2 separate regions of the Homo sapiens genome follow, and region 2 is linked to region 1. Evidence: chromatin contacts called from ENCODE Hi-C or POLR2A ChIA-PET data. All regions are on one chromosome and are shown on one strand. The core of a region is the stretch at or near the end of the contact, and the rest is flanking DNA. Distances in the headings are between cores, read along the strand shown.

Region 1 (5,494 bases), core at 660-3,159:
GAAAAGGGGTCAGTCGCCTAGAGACACCACATTAAACTCACTCTTTAAGGCCATCATAAATACAGGTAACTTGGAATCAGAAAAAAAAATTCAAATTCACAGTAAGCCTAAGTAAAAATTCAACAAAGATATATCACAATATATATATAAAAGCAAAATGGAAACACGTTTAACCTTGATAGAAAAAAAAAATGAAAAGCAAAGTTTAAAATGGAAACTACCGAAATTGAGAAAGAATTCCAATGACATGACATTTTCTTGCCAAAGCGAAGGAATTTGTAGATTATATCATTCAAATCTCATTGTATTACATTATAAAGGTCTTAGCAACGGTTGGCCATTAATCTTTAACACAAAGGAGATTCAAATCCAAATGAACTGTAAGACTATCTCTTCCAGGAGAGAGAAATGGAGTAATTTACTTTATCCACAATTGTTTAACCCAAAAGGAAGGCCTTTAAGGATGATAACGCAGAATGGATCAGCCTTCAGTCTACCAAGTCCCATTTCACACGAAGTCTTGCACCAATCCGAAAAGAGAAGGTTATGGACACAGAACAGGTTTAGGAAAGGCTGGAAAAAAAATCTCCAATGAATGACACACCACATCACGGTTTATTCTCCTACACAATTTGAGAAACAATAAAGAAAAATATCATACCATATGTTTCATCGTATCAATTAAAAAAATATTTTACGACAGTACATTCAATTCTTCGGGGCCGCAAAAATAATTTAGCTCCTGTTTTATTGAGTACAGAGCAAAGGGAAAAAGCAGCTGCTGCAATGCAACACAGGCTGCTACAGAGAAAGGGGAGAAAAGGCTTTTCCAAACAGATCCCTTCCCCGCCCCCGCTTACACACCCCTACCAACTTACTTATCCCAGTCTTTTACTGCCCCCACCACGTGAACCTAATCAATTCTTTCCCTTCCCCCACCATCGTGAAATTTCACCTTTCACAGCTCCTTCACCTACCCCTACCAGAGGCACTTTATTACCCGCAGAGATTTCAGACCTTTCAAACTTTTCTTCCTTTTTTAATTAAACACGAGAGTTCGGAGGCAAAAGTGCATGAAATTTTTACATATATACGAAAAAATACCTGTTTCCCAGCAACACGCACGCTTCGATTCTCGAACCCCTCCCCATCTCCCGGGTTTCGCTTGCAAAGGCTTGGGGGAGGGAGCCAGGCGCAAATTAAATTTAGGAAGGGAAATCCTGGGTGAAAGAAGAGCATTTGAGGAAAAATGAGAGAACGATGAAGCGAGACCCCCAAACCACACGGGTTGGGGAGGTTTCCAAGAAAGAAAGAGAAATTGGAAGGGACAAAAGGCGGAGGGGGGAGGAACAGACCGGAGACCAGGGGAGACGCGCCGGGCCGGGAGAGGGAAGGCGGGGTCCGAGGAGAACGGGGGTCGCGGCTCCCGCGGCACAATGGCCCGCCCGGCCCCCGCCCCGCGCGCCCCTCACCTCATGGTGCCGGCGGCGCAGAGGCTTCCCCACCAGCCGGGAGACGCAGAAGGCGCCGAGCCGAGGGGGGGGTCTCTCCTCCAGGGGTGGGGAGCAGCTCGGAGACGGGAGACAAGTGTCCGGCTCCTCCTTCGGCGGCCAGGGGGCTACACCATCTCCTCGCACAAAGCCGAGGCGCCGGCCGGGAGTGTGGGAGAAGAGGGCGAGAGAAAGGCTGGGGAGGGGGCGGAGAGGCCGAGGCGCGGAGCTGGTCCCCAGGCGGCCGCCGCCTCCCACCTCCTCGTGGTCCTGCTCCTCCTCCCGGAGCTTCCTCGGCCGCCCTCTGAGGGGTGCCCGCCGGGGCCGCGCGCCCGGCCGCCGCTCCACAGGCCCGCGCTCGCCGCGCCGCCGCCGAGGCCGTGTGCAACCGGCAGCTGCTGCAGCCGCGGGAGGAGAGTCGGGATCGCCGCGAGGAACCCGGGAGGAGGCGGGGCGCGCGGCGGAGGAACACGCAGGCGCCGCCCTCCTCCCCTCCTTCCCCCGGGGGCGAGGGGGCGGTGCGGGGGGAGGGGAGGAAAGGGGAGGCGGGGGGCCGGGCGCACTCCCCCGCGCCGGCGGCCGGGCCCCCGCCGGACTGCGGAGAGCGAGGCTGGGAGAGAGCGAGCGCGACGGCGGCGGCGGCGGAGAGAGGCTCTTTGTTGCCTCCCTACCCCGCCCCCTGCACCCCTCTGGGATTCGGGCGGGCCACCACCCCCCCCTCCCGCCCAACACCTCCGGCCAGTTGTCGGCCGGGGTTCCTCGCCCGTGGTTGTCCTTGACCGTCGGCCCCCTCCCCGTCGCCTCCCGCTCCCCAGAGGCTTGGGGAGCTCCGAGGCCTCCCCCACGGCCACGGTGCGGAGACCGAGGCGCCGAGACCTCCTGGGCGCCAGACCCGTAGGCACCGGCGTGGGGAGCTTGGACGCGTGACTGGGCACAGGGCCGGGCCAGGAGACTCCGGGTCGGCTCGCGGCCGGGTGCCCTCGCGCGGGGCGAGTGCTCAGCCCGCCCTGTTGCGGTCTCAGGACGGGGATGAGGGAATCGGGGGGCATCCCGGTCAGCCCAACTGCCCGCCCTCGCCGCGGCTGCGCCCAGCGATTCCTGCGGAGTTGAGGAGGGGCATATAAATGGAAAATATGGTCATCATTGTTCCCTTCGCTCCTTTTCTTCCCGAGGAATCCCAGCGTGCTGCGCCGATGGAACGAGTTGATGTGCACACTAGGTATAGGGATGACTTCATCCCCAAACGAACGCAGCCGACTCTCGGGGAAACGCAGTCGCCGGGAGACGCGCGCGGAACAGTGTGTTGCCGCAAGAGTGGAAGAAGAGAAACGCAGCCAGTGGAGCCGCTTTCCAGCGTCATTAGCAAAGAGGGAATCCCGGGCAGGGGGCGGGGAGAGAGAGGAACTAATGATAATTTTAAATTTTTCGTCATTCCCAATGGTCTTGAAGTCACCTCCCTTAAAAAGTAGATATAAAATACTGGCGAGGCAATTTCATTTCAAGTCAAGTCGGGGAGGAGGGCATCCAGGAAGCCAGAATTGATCGTTGTTGAAGGTTTTGTTTTCGGTTTTTTTTAAATCTAAAAACAAATCCAATAATAAAATTTTTAACTGTACGAATTACGGCCCCCTTTTAGTCCGGAAGACAGGGATGTACTTTCTGTATAAAAGGTGAGGAGGATAGAAAAGGGTTGTTGCTACAGGGATCCTATTGCTGAAGGATCTCATCCAAAATGGAGGACCTACCATGACTCCAGGAATCCATTCAAAAGTTTTGGTGTTTTGTTTTAAGATGCAGGTACCATTCAAAAGATAGTTAGGAAGGTTGGGATAATGTACACTTCCAAATGAAAAGACAGGTTATAGTGATCCGTGGTCAATGCCTGATTTGTCTATAATTGAACTGTGTAGCCCATTTTTAACCATAAAAAAAGCTTCCTGGTTTCAGCCGGGTGCGGTGGCTCACGCCTGTCATCTCAGCACTTCGGGAGGCTGAGGCAGGCGAATCATCTGAGGTCAGGAGTTCCAGACCAGCCTGGCCAACATGGCGAAACCCTGTCTCTACTAAAAATAAAAAATAAAAAAACAGCCGGGCGTGGTGGTGCACGCCTGTAATCCCAGCTGAGTCAAGAGAATCGCTTGAACCCGGGAAGAGGAGGTTGTAGTGAGCTCAGATCACACCACTGCACTCCAGCCTAGGTGACAGAGCGAGACTCCATCTAAAAAATAAATAAATAAATAAATAAATAAATAAATAAATAAAATTCCTGGTTTCAGAGCTCAATACCGAGTTATTTTCTTTTTGGAACCGGCAGCCTTAGACCAACAGCCCTATAGAAGCAGTGACCCGGAGCTATGGCAGAGGATCAAGGTGGCCTCAGGTAGTAGAAAGCATGATGCCTCTGCCTTAAACATGGTGTACTTGAAGAACGCTAATTTCCACCCACATATCTAATTACAGCTTACCATTACAGAGGGCATTTTATTCAAGGATCTCCAACCACTGGAGAGAAAACAAACTTGCCAGTCAAATGTTCTAGTTGCCATATTGCAAGTAGAGACAGGGAAACATAGAGCTCAAGTAACTGGATCAATTAGTGCAACAGGCATGATTAAAAATCATAGCTACCAACTATGAGGGTCATTGTCTTACGTAAGTTTCTCCCTGTAGTTTGAAACACATACCTCAAGTATTTGAACATGTGCTGTGGAGAGTTTTTTCTTGGAAAAATTAAGACATATTGAACCATCTTGGAAAAGTATTAATAAAACATATTCGACCACAGAGAAGTCACACCAATTTGCCTTAGTCCATTCATAGCAATACAGTAAATCCGACAGAGCTTATGTTTCAGGGAAAACTCTTACAAAGGGCCAAAAGGGGTGGAGAGAGTGCTGTAATGACTCAAGCTATCTCCTGCCAGACACAAGAAACAAGGATAAAAATTCCTTACAGATGACTCCATAACCTACTTCTCATTTGTGAAAGTTAATCCATCCTGCGCTAAATAAGTGATATATCACATCATCTTTATTCTAACAGCAAATGTTCCAATGGTATGGGCACCAAATTAAGCAATCCAAGTGGAAAATGCTGTTCTTATTTTCTATGTTTATTAAAAATGTACCAGCCAAGAATTTTGGCTGCCTACAACCATTTCCATCCTTTTGGATGGCAGCCTGCCAGCTCACAAGTTGGTCATAGCATTCATTGCCTTTTGGATTTAGATATTGCAATGGGTGGCCTGACCCCCAAAGGTCATTCTGTGGAAGGGCAATTTGTTGGCTGTGACAAAATGTTATTGCTTCTTGTTCATATTTGGTTTAACATTCAAAGAGTGCAAAGCGATACTTGAGGTAGGAAGTCACAGACTAATTCTGGTCACAAAGGAAATGCTGTGGAATGTGTTACCATATAGAATAAAAGAATTTTAGAGATGGAAGGAATCTTCGGTCCAGCCCACTCATTTTTCAGAAAAGAAATGTGAGACCCAGAGAGGTTAAGTAACTTGCCCACAACTTAAACTCAGGATTTCCAAATCTTGGTCCATTGTTCCTTCGACTATATCAAACTACCTTCTTATGGGATGAGAGTGCACTAAGGCAATAAAAATTAAAGCTGATTCTCTTCTCATAAACTCTGCTTAAAAATTAGGTCTGGGCCTGGCATGATGGCTCAGGTTTGTAAACCCAGCACTTTGGGAGGCTGAGGCAGCAGATCACTTGAGCCCAGGAGTTCAAGACCAGCCTGGGCAACATGGCAAGACCCCATTTCTACAAAATTTTTAAAAAATTAGCCAGGTAGCCAGGTACGGTGGCTCATACCTGTAATCCCAGCACTTTGGGAGGCTGAGGCAGGCGGATCACTAGGTCAGGAGTTTGAGACCAGCCTGGCCAACATGGTGAAACCCCATCTATATTAAAAATACAAAAAATTAGCCAGGTGTGGTGGCAGGTGCCTGTAATCCCAGCTACTCCAGAGGCTGAGGCAGGAGATTCACTTGA
Region 2 (6,076 bases), core at 2,835-5,334, 49 kb before region 1:
TCCTTGCACTTTGGGAGGCTGCGGTGGGGAGATCACCTGAGGTCAGGAGTTCAAGACCAGCCTGACCAACATGGTGAAACCCCGTCTCTACTAAAAATTCAAAAAAATTAGCCAGGCGCCTGTAATCCCAGCTACTCGGAAGACTGAGGCAGGAGAATCACTTGAACCCCGGAGGCAGAGGTTGCCGTGAGCCAAGATTGCACCACTGCACTCCAGCCTGGGCGACAGGGCCGAGACTCCGTCTTAAAAAAAAAAAAAAAAAAAAAAAAAGTGACCCCCTTTATTGGAGGTGGGGCCTGAAGGAAGGTGTCTGGATCATGGGGGAGGAGGATCCCTAGGAATGGCTTGGCGCCCTCCCTGTAGTAATAAAGTAAGTTCTTGGTCTGTCAGCTCACTTGAGAGCTAGGAATGCTGGTTATTTAACGGAGCCTGGGTCCTCCTCTTCTCTCTCCCCATGTGACATGCCTACTCCCACTTCACTTTCTGCCATGAGTAAAAGCTCCCTGAGGCCTCACAAGAAACCAACCAGATACTGGCACCACACTTCCTATAAAGCCTGCAGAACCATGAGCCAATTAAACCTCTTCTCTTTATAAATTACCTAGTCTCAGCTATTTCTTTAGAGCAACACAAAATGGACTAACACTGTGACTTACTCTCAAATGGTGCACTCAACACACACGTAGAAAATGAGTAAGACCGCTATTCGGGAGACGGAGGCCGGGAGGATCACTTGAGCCCAGGAGGTCAAGGTTGCAGTGAGCCATGTTGGTGCCATTGCACTCCAGCCTGGGCAACAGTCAGACTCTGTCTAAAAAATAATAATAAATAAGAAAAAAAATAGATGCAGCTAAAGTAATGTTTAATGGGAAATTTATAGTTTTAAATCCTTATGTTAGGTTGGTGCAGAAGTAATTGTGGTTTTGCCACATTTAATGGCAAAAAACGCAATTACTTTTCCACCAACCTAATACAAAGGCCTAAAAGCAACGACCTAAGTGAGCTTCCTTCTTAAGTTAGAGAAGGCTGAGAATAGTAGCTCATGCCTGTGATCTGAGCACTTTGAGAAGCTGAGGTGGGAGGATTGCTTGAGCCCAAGGGTTCAAGACCAGCCTGGGCAACAAGGTGAGACTCTATTTCTACAAAAAAATTAAAAAATTAGCCAGGCATGTGGTGTGCGCCCGGAGTCCCAGCTACTGGGGGAAATGAGGTGGGAGGATCATTTGGGCTCAAAACTGCAGTAAGCTGTGATCACAACACTGCACTGCAGCCTGGGAGATTTAAGAGGAAAATATATAGCTTTAAACATTTACCAGGAAATAAAAAAGACTAAAAAAAAGAAAAAGAAAGAATATTAATTGGTAAAGCTATATGATGAGCAAAATAATTTTCTTTGTAACATTCTTACAACATTCTTAAAGGTCTGAAATTTTTCCCCAAAAAAAGCAAATTAAAAGGGATTTAAAAATACATGAAGAAGAGGCTATATAGTGATGAAAATGACAGCAAAATATATCTACCCACTTCAAACAGGTCTTAAAATATATTCAACAATTAACAGAACTGTCAGAGAAAAATCAACAATTACTCTTAATCAACTCTGTTCAGACTACTGATAGATCAAGCAGACAAAATATAAGCAAAAAAATTCAAGTTCTCAACAGTACAAACAGAAGGTTCCAATTACGGCCAGGCACGGTGGCTCACGCCTGTAATCCCAGCAGTTTGGGAGGCCGAGGTGGGCGGATCACGATGTCAGGAGATTGAGACCATCCTGGCTAACAGTGAAACCCCGTGTCTACTAAAAATACAAAAAATTAGCCGGGTGTGGTGGCGGACGCATGTAGTCCCAGCTACTTGGGAGGCTGAGGCAAGAGAATGGCGTGAACCTGGGAGGCGGGGCTTGCAGTGAGCCAAGATGGCGCCACTGCACGCCAGCCTGGGTGACAGAGTGAGACTCCATCTCCCCGCCAAAAAAAAAAAAAAGAGAAGGTTCCAATTACAAAATACTTATATTAAAAAAGAAAGTCCTAAAAGCAATGACCTACACTTCCTTAGGTCAAAGAAATACATCCCAATGGACGGGGATACATTTTTTTTCTCACATACCCTAAACATTTATATTACTAAACCATGTGGTAGGCACAAGGGCATACAGATTATGTTCTGATATAATACAATGAACTCAGGAATCAATAATTTTTATAAATATTCAAATTTGGAAACTAAAAAAAATATAACTTAATAACCCTTACGTTAAAAAGGAAATCAATAAAAATCAGGAAACATTTAGAAAATATATGTTAGAGCCAAGGAAGAACTTGAGGAAAATATATGGCTTTAAACATTTACCAGAAATAAGAAGGTGAAAAAAAAGAAAAGCCTAACAAAGAAAAGCCAAATAAATAAAAAGGAAAGAAATAATAAAGGACAGAAATCAATGAAAATCTAGTCCAAATGAACAATTAAGAAGATAACAAAACCAAAAGCTGTTTCTTGGTAAATATTAATAGCCTAGATAAAATTCTAGTAAGATTCATCAAGAAAAAGACAAAGAAGATCCAAAAGAAGAGAAATGACAAAATTATCAGAAGAAATAAAGAGGATTTGAATAGATTGAAAGAAAACAGGTTGAAAAACAGATCAAAAGATTAAAGCAACTGAAATGGCAATGCTCTTCTCCCAACAAAGTAAAACAAAACGAACTCCGTGATGAGACCTTTTTTTAATAGGTGGATTCTACTAAGCTTTTAAGAAACATTCTATTCTTATCTTATACAAGTTGTTTCAGAAAGTTAAAAAGAACAAAAGCTACGGTCATTTTTATCAGGCTAGTATTGAATCTAAAACCAGATAACAATGCTATAAAGTTACAGCCTAAATAAAATACTGACTAATCAAATCCAACAGTGTTTTTTTGTTGTTAATTATTAAAGGCTAAAAGAAAAAACTCAGGTGGTTATCTTGATAGAAGCAGGAAAACAACTGGACAAAAGAAGAACCTACTTAATAATTTTTTTAATCTATGCAAACCTGGAATAGAAGGGAGTTTCCTTAATTTAGCAAAGGTTATATATATATATCAAAAACGTATAACAAATATAAAATAGAGACTTCAAAAGCCTTTCCCTATGTCAACAAATATGACCATGCTGTCTAGCACAGTGCCAGACTGGCCAACACTGTAAAAAATAAGAGTGTAACATTTGAAAAGAAAGAGAGAAAACTGTCACTGCTGCTGATGACATCATCATCTATCTAGAAGAACCAAAACAATCCACAAATAGAATAACATTTCTCCACCAAAATTAATCTATAAATGTAATGCAATCTCAAATTGCCAGTTTGATTCTTTAAAGAATTCAATAAACAGCCTACAATGTTCATGCTAAAATAAAGGCTAACCAACAGCTAAATCAACCTCAAAAAAAAAAATAAACTTGCTTGACCAGATATTAAAACATACTATGAAGTATAGCCAACAGTAAGAGATATGAGCACAAAAACAAATACCCAAATAGAACTAAATGAGAACTTACTCTGGGACACAAAGAACTAAATGATAATAAAGGATTAAAAGGTACCCACAAATCAATGGCAAAAACAATAGAAATTTGTTAATGGTTCTTGGCTATCCAAAATGTGAAGACTCAACCTTTAAGCAGTCATTCTCCCTAAGTAAAAATAAATAATTAAGCAAATATTTAGAATTATATGTATAACTTCTTAAAAGCTCAAAAGTTTAACTACACCGATGGCTCTTTATTATATAGCGCTTGAGATACATACTTTAAAGCTCCTAAATTATTAAAAGAATAACCCCTGAAATAAATTGAAATATGGTAATTTGCAGCTTCTATAAAATTACTTTTATTAATTTAATAATTACACATTAACACTCAAAAATAGTCAATGAAAGTTAGAAAAAAGTGTACCTGCAAATATAACCGTGCTTTTCTCTTTCTCCAAAACTAAGCTCTGTTCATCTTTAAATTCAGTACTAGTATCAAACTTCCATTTCAAAAAGGAAAGGAACTGCTATGTTTATTCTACCACAGCCTCAAAATGTACAGAGGCATTCATTACAGGCATGCTCTGGCTACCCAAGTGCTATGAGTCATGTTTATTTTCAAAGACAACACTTTGAAATCAATCAGAAGGACTGTGAAAAAGTACATTAAGAAAAACATTGGTATCTACCAAATGTAAAGTTTTCAAAATTAGACCATCAGCCAAGATACAAACTTGTAAAACTGAAATCACTACAAAGAATTTCACAAATTTAAGTAGCTAATGGCTATGGGTTTAAATGGTCAAAATAAAAATTGCTGATCACTTAGAATCAACCACAAGGAACAAAAAAAGTATGGTGAAATCACACATGTGGTATAAAATTAATGAAATTATTACCCAGTAGCCTTTTGCATACCAGGTTTTCAGGGGTCACTCATTCTAAATCTTATTTATTCAAAACTTTTTGTGAGTGCTATAATTTCAACTAGAAACTTCTAATAAGCAAAAACTTGCATGTATGCCAAAGAATCTTTAATAACACTACACACTATGAGTAATAACACTGTCATTCTACTAATTAAACTCAAATTTAAACAAGCTACTTTCAGTGGCAGACATAAAAACCAAAATTCCTTATCACTTTGACTTTGAAAATAACACTCTTAGGAGGTATTCTGGACATAATCAAAGTCCAGGCTCTCTCACTATTTTTATTCAGTGAAGTTATTACTGTTTCTCTTAACTTTGGAAAATGTCAATGACTTGCTGAGGGAGAACAGGCAGGCAGAGCTAAAGGAGGAAAATGAGGGCTTAATATAAATGGGGGTAAATAAATAGGTGGGAAAATATGCCCCAGACAGCTATTAAACAAAGGGAGACTACTATTGTGTGCCTTATCCACTAGAAAAAAACAATATTTTAAAATTGTACAAATGTGGCCAGGCGCAGTGGCTCACGCCTGTAATCTCAGCACTTTAGGAGGCCGAGGCGGGCAGATCACTTGAGGTCAGGAGTTCGAGACCAGCCTGGCCAACATGGTAAAACCCCGTCTCTACCAAAAAAAAAAAAAAAAAAAAAATTAGCCAGGCATGGTGGTGGGTGCCTGTAGTCCCAGCTACTTGGGAGGCTGAGGCAGGAGAATCGCTTAAGCCCATGAGGCAGGGGTTGCAGTAAGCCGAGATTGCGCCATTGCACTCCAGCCTGGGCAACACAGCAAGACCCTGTCTCAAACAAAAACAAACAAAAAAAGGACAATTGATAAAAGATTTAGAGAGGGCTGATAAAGATATGAAAAACATTAAAGCTAGCTAGTAAAGAAATGCAAGTTAAATAAAACAAGATATCCTTTTAGACTTTGATACTTAGGAGAAAACAGTAATGTTAGAGTGGGAAAAGGGCATCCTCATACCTTGCTGATAAAAAAGCAAAGGCTCTTGTCCTTATGCATCAAGAACCTTTGAAACGTGAATATCCACTGACTCAGCAGATTACACTTCTGTAGGTTTCACTTAAAGCATGTAAAATGTTAAACTGAACTACATGATGATTGGAAATTCTGACAAGCGACTGGGTAAATACAATTGTAGATTGAATCTTAAGAAACTGCTGATATTCAACCACTTGTGAATAGAAAGACTAAGCAATTTTAAAATGATACATATCTACACTCGAAATTGACACCTTCTGATATTAAATAAGGGGGAAGGATACAAAACACTACTTTGGGGAGTGGGGGAGAGAAAAGACCAGTAAGAACATAATATTTAGAAGTCAACTCGATGTCAGGCACTTTTAACATACATCGTCCTTAATTTCTTACCATCATTCTGTGATGTACAGTTACTCCCAGTTCATAGATTTGGAAGCAAGTCTCAGAGAAGTTACAAAAATTTAGGGAACTATTAAGAGGCAAGGCTAGAGTTCAAACCAGGCCTACCTATCTGACTACAATGTCCGAGTTATTTCCACTTCATCACACTAATACATTCCTTTCTGAAGTGTATCAGAAATGATACTCCTTTAAATGCATGAGATAATAAAAATATTTGTTATGTGCTGAGCT

Evidence for each region. A loop is a pair of places that touch in the nucleus more often than their neighbours do. ChIA-PET counts read pairs that join two places held with the same protein, here RNA polymerase II (POLR2A). Pooled maps may share reads with other maps.
Region 2: a loop to region 1 is called in a map of PC-3, with 5 times the contacts of the local background. The contact joins the enhancer-like site here to the promoter of ENAH in region 1. A Hi-C loop is called at or near these places in 23 of 168 maps with a recorded cell type or tissue (Caco-2, Calu3, HepG2 and 16 more) and 14 of 50 pooled maps. POLR2A ChIA-PET finds 5 or more read pairs at or near these places in 20 of 52 experiments (A549, AG04449, AG04450 and 16 more).

What each region holds. Positions count from the first base shown.
Region 1 is chr1:225,651,214-225,656,707 of GRCh38, forward strand. ENAH (ENAH actin regulator) reads right to left here and starts at 1,910. Exons shown (of 14, transcript NM_018212.6): 1 at 1,473-1,910. The coding sequence starts at 1,477. RefSeq lists a silencer at 1,760-1,889.
Region 2 is chr1:225,599,552-225,605,627 of GRCh38, forward strand. All of the region lies in intron 1 of ENAH (ENAH actin regulator), which reads right to left. Among named protein-coding and RNA genes, the nearest start is that of ENAH, 51 kb to the right of the region's middle. Within about 2 kb of position 4,085, at least 8 of the 41 ENCODE cell types and tissues checked have a DNase peak (open chromatin) inside an H3K27ac peak, as active enhancers do; they include HCT116, PC-3, PC-9 and 4 more, where a contact is called at or near this core.